Regions from separate parts of the Mus musculus genome. Here region 1 is linked to region 2. Evidence: chromatin loops called from intact Hi-C (ENCODE). Cell type or tissue: heart. All regions are shown on one strand.

What was found. A loop is a pair of places that touch in the nucleus more often than their neighbours do. Peaks named below come from ENCODE experiments on the same cell type or tissue, not always from the same donor. Only the 100,000 strongest peaks of a DNase experiment are listed, where the experiment ranks them.
Region 1: it touches region 2 in a loop (4-fold over the local background); 4 of 42 quality-filtered maps call a loop at or near these places.

The regions. Positions count from the first base shown.
Region 1 is chr4:119,179,175-119,181,674 of GRCm38, forward strand. It overlaps Ermap (erythroblast membrane-associated protein), which reads right to left. Exons shown (of 13, transcript NM_013848.3): 9 at 2,192-2,212; 10 at 1,027-1,047; 11 at 899-925; 12 at 783-809. Among named protein-coding and RNA genes, the nearest start is that of Zfp691, 6.2 kb to the left of the region's middle. In heart, a CTCF peak has its summit at 1,331 (motif pointing right); a DNase peak (open chromatin) is centred at 2,407.
Region 2 is chr4:119,232,346-119,234,845 of GRCm38, forward strand. AU022252 (expressed sequence AU022252) reads right to left here and starts at 379. Exons shown (of 5, transcript NM_001012400.2): 1 at 238-379; 2 at 9-124. The coding sequence starts at 316. P3h1 (prolyl 3-hydroxylase 1) reads left to right here and starts at 570. Exons shown (of 15, transcript NM_019783.2): 1 at 570-1,085. The coding sequence starts at 612. In heart, a CTCF peak has its summit at 1,366; DNase peaks (open chromatin) are centred at 426, 1,246 and 1,396; H3K4me3 peaks cover 2,485 bases; H3K27ac peaks cover 2,245 bases.

The sequences.
Region 1 (2,500 bases), 53 kb before region 2:
ACAACTACTTGAGGAGTCACATGTCAGATATCCTGCGTAGCATATATTTACAGTACAATTAGTAACAATAGCAAAATTATAGTTATGAAGTAGCAATGAAGATAATTTTATGGTTGGGGTCACCACAACATGAGGAACTGTATTTAAAGAGTTGCAGCATGAGGAAGGCTAAAAACCACTAAGCTTGTATAACCAGGAAAGAGGGAAATTCAATTAAGAAAATGCCTGTATCCGCTTAGCTTGCTATTGGGTTTATTTTCTTGATTAATGGTTGGTGTGATGGTACTCAGCCCATTGTGGGTGGTGTCATCCCTAGGCAGATGGTCCTGACTGTATAAGAAAGCAGGCTGAAGAAGCCATAGGGAGCAAGCCGGTAAGCAGAATTCACTCCTTCATGGTCTCTGTTGCAGTTCCTGCCTCCATATTCCTGCCCTGGCTTTGCCTGATGATTAACTGTAAGCTGTAAGCCAAATATACCCTTTCCTCCTACGTTAGTTAGCATTGCTATTGCTGTGACAAAACACCATGACCAAAGCAACTTGGGGAGGAAAGGGTTTACTTGGCATATATATATATATATCCTGGGTCACAGTCCTTTAAGAGAAGCCAAGGAAAATCACAGATTTGATCCAACTATGCTACATAGTGACAGTAACAACAACAACAACAACAACAACAACAACAACAAATGTACAGTCTGCATCCAGATGGAACGGGATGAAACCTAAGTGGCAGAGTTTGTGAAGGACGGACTCTGAAATGAGACCGGGTTATTAACTTACCAAAATGTAGCCGGGCTCTTCTCCAGCCTGAAAGGCAAAGAAGGGAGGTGTTAAAGCTGAGGAGACATGGAGGCCACCCAGAGACCAGAGCCAAATCCCGGGAGAGAGCATCTCACCTGCATTGGCCGCCGCTCTTTTCAACTCTGGGGAAGAAGAAACAGGGGTGGGGGTGAGCTGTCTGCCTCTGCACTTACTGGGCAGGAGATCTAACAGTGTGGACATGATAAAAACACGGGTCACTTACTCAGTTCACTCCGGAGTTTCTCTGAAGAATAAAAACAGTTGGACATCAGAACAAGGTCAATTACCCACTCGCAAGGCTTTGTCCCTCACACCCACATTCCTAGAGCAGATAAGAAGCAGCTACGTCCTAGGACTTCCCCATAATGTTGTCTGCACTGGTGATAGCTCCCAGCTGTGGCCTGGGGGTCCCCAGAGATATGACAGATGGTCCCCAAATTTCTATGTGATCCAAACCTTTAAAAAAATGTATGTATATATTTTGTATGTATATAGTGTTCTGCCTGTATGTTTGCCTGCATGCCAGAAGAGGGCACCAGATCTCATTATTGATGGTAATGAGCCACCATATGGTTGCTGGGAATTGAACTCAGGACCTCTGGAAGAACAGACAGTGCTCTTAACCTCTAAGGTAAATCTTATCTACAGACCCAATAAATATTGCCTGTCTCACCTGTAGGTGACAAAATAAGGGTGTGAAGACATTATAGAATAAAATATAAGTTTATTTAAAACTATCACCCATTCTCTTGTTAGCATGTATATTTTCTCTGTGTAAAATATATAGATTTGTTACATATCTTCAGGTTTGTTTGTTTTCTTGTTTTTTGTTTTGTTTGTTTTATTTTTGAGGTAGGGTCTCACTCTGTAACTCTGGCTGGCCTGGAACGTGATAGACAGACCAGGCTGGCCTTGAACTCACAAAGATTTACTTGCCTGCCTCTGCCTCCTGCGTGCTGGGATTAAAGTTGTGCACTATTATATCTGGCAGGATTGTTGTTGTTATTATTGTTATTAAATGTCAAAAATTGGTTCCCAAAGACGAAGTGACTGAGAATCCAGAGGACTGTGTCAGATTCACGTAGAGACTCAACTGTTCTAGATGCTGCCTAAGGTAATACGAGGCCTGAATACAAAGGACTCCCAGATGGCCTCAGCTTCGAGAGACACACATCTTGGTAAAACAGTTCCCACTTAGAGGCTATGTAAGCGTTATGCAGGAAACAGATACAGAGAGCATTCACAAAGGGGCTGTGAAGAGCCAGGAAACCTCCTTGTAGTTCAATTACTCTATTCCCCCTACCCAAATAATGAAAGTTGAGTCACTCAGCGCACAGCAGAGATGGCCGCAGAAAGCAGGAGGTGCAATAGAACTCAGCAAAACTTACTGAGGGCTTTGTGGAGTCTTCCTAAAAAAAAAAAAAACAGAGAGAGACGGAGAGAGGAGTGAGCAACTAGAGCCTCTCCCTTCATCTCTGCGGCCATGGAAGGCCTACCACTCCACCACCCCACAAGTTACGGAACAGGGCTGCTTCCAGCCGGATCCAACCCCTGGTTCCCAAGGTCAGACTTGGGAGTCCAAGGGAGCTTTTACAACTTTCCTGATGGCCAGCTGCCCCAGACTTTCGTTCCTCTTTCCAATCGTATCTGTCTGGTCTCACTTCCTCTGTCTGTTTCCATATTTGCATGTGCGCTTG
Region 2 (2,500 bases):
TTCCTCACCTTCTGCACCTGCTCGGCGAGCGCCACGAGGTCTAAGGGGTCCCCGACCCGGTGGGTGTGGTAGGGGCTCACCAGAGCCAGGCCGCCGGGGGTCGGGGTGAGCTCCACCAGGGCTCCTGCGATACACACCCGAACACAGGCGTAAGTTGAAACCCTCAGCCTTCCGTGAGCCAGCAGGAAAGAGCCACCCGGCTGCGACCTCCTACCCAGGCAACTCAGTCCCACCTACCTCCAGGACCCGCCGCCTCCTTCACCCCCAGATTTCCCGTACCACTTTCGTACCGGCCGGGAACCCCGGGGTCCGCCATAACAGCACCTCGGTCCCACCACCCGCAGGGAGCTCAGTCTAAAGCGCAGGCGCACAACAGCTTGTGGGCGGGGTTTTCTCGTTCTCAGTCCATTGAGCTGTGCGCATGAGATTAGAGGCGGAGCCTCACGAAGAGTAAGTGTTTGGATTGGTTGAAAGCAAGAGGCGGTACAAGTTTCCTTGCCACGAGCTTCTGGACTTGGGGCGTGGCTCGTCTCTGGGCGTGGCTTCTGTGGGGGGCGGGACTCTGGAATGTGCCCCAGGCGAGCAGTCCCGTTAAGTGGAGGAGCAAGGCCATGGCGGTGAGCGAAAGGAGGCTGCTGGCAGCGATGCTAGCGGTCGCCGCCGCCGCCGCCTTACGGGTTGCGGCGGAGTCTGAGCCGGGATGGGACGTGGCAGCCCCTGACCTGCTTTACGCAGAGGGGACCGCGGCCTACTCGCGCGGGGACTGGCCCGGGGTGGTCCTGAACATGGAGCGGGCGCTGCGCTCGCGGGCGGCCCTGCGTGCCCTCCGCCTGCGCTGCCGCACACGCTGTGCCACCGAACTGCCGTGGGCACCGGACCTGGATCTCGGTCCGGACCCCAGCCTGAGCCAGGACCCGGGCGCCGCCGCCCTGCACGACCTGCGCTTCTTCGGAGCCGTGCTGCGCCGTGCCGCCTGCCTACGCCGCTGCCTCGGGCCGCCCTCTGCCCACTTGCTGAGTGAAGAACTGGACCTGGAGTTCAACAAGCGGAGCCCGTACAACTACCTGCAGGTCGCCTATTTCAAGGTGCGACTGGTCCGGAGCCCGGTGGCCGGGAGCGACCTGGGGAACTTGGGGAGCAGAGCAGGGATGAGACGGCAGGGAGGCAAGGGACCTCTTGGCTAGGGAGCTCTTGGCGGACTTTGGGAGCTTCACCCGGTTCTTATGGGCAGATGCTAACCCTAAAGGTCCAGCCAGTAGTGACAGCCCAAGCCAAGAAAAACCTGACCTTTTTCTTTTGGGAAGGCCTCCTAGAGGGAACCGAGGCGGCCGCTAGGGTCTCCCAGCAGTACTTCATTGCAAGTGTCCAAGTGCTTCTGCAACATCTTCCTTCCGGTTCGTTCTCCAATCATGCTTTCCCTGCTCCCTAATCCAACAGCAGCGCTCTTTCAGGACGTGGGATTGCCACGTCGCCAGCAGGGGCTGCCTGGCTCCGCCCTGTGGAGGACCCTCTAGCTAGTATTTTTGGGTTTTTTGTTTTTAAGAAAATGACTGTCTTTTGGGATGCCACAGCGATTTAAGGCCAAGTCAATAAGCGGGCTTGGAACGCCAGCCTTGTCTGCCCGTGATGACTGGTAACATATATTTCCAGGACTCCGTTAAAGCACTTTACGTTTGTTTATTGCCTCATTTGCCCTGATACATACAGTATCCTTTGAGTAAATGATATTAGTCCCATGTTAGGGGGGTGGGCTGCTCATGCAGACTACATAGCTACAACAGTTTCACAGACCTTTCAGTTCTACCTAAAGAAAGACTTAGAGGCTCGTGGGGACCTCAGATTTCTGCTTTGTCCCCTCGGTTCCTTCTGGTTACTGGAAAGCATGCTGGGATGACTGGGTTCTTACTGATTGGGTCATGCCACTTAATAGCACTACTTAAAATTCGTTGCCATTTATTGAGCACCTACTACATTCCAGTTCTTGGACAGGTGGTTAAAATGATTGCTCCTTTGTTTTTCCTTGTGTCACTGCTAGGAGTCACTGTACTAAGGGCTAACAAAAAAGGTTATGTAGCTAAGTTAGGACTGGGGGGAGACAAAGGAGGGAAACTCCAGCTTTGCCTCAGTTAAATTAGGCCTGAGAGAGAGGAGCCACTGAAGAATGGTTATTCCCCAGAGAGGGGAAATTGGAGCTAGAGTGTGATATATCTGGGGCCATGGGGTAGTCCCGTCCGTGACTCCTGCGTGGGGAGACTGGGAGTGACTAAGGAGTTTAGTGAGGCTTCTGCACACCTCAGGCAGCCATCACCAGACCTCATTTTCAGAATGTTAATTCTGGAAGGAGAAATTGGTGGTGGTGAAAACAGGAGAATTAGGAGCCCAGTCCACCAGAGGAAGCTAGGTGCCAGTGCTCAGAGGGAAGAAAGGAAGGGCTGGGGGTGCGTAGCAGAGGAAACAGGAGTAGTCCTGAGTGCTCAGGAGTGTAAGCTGGGCATGGTGG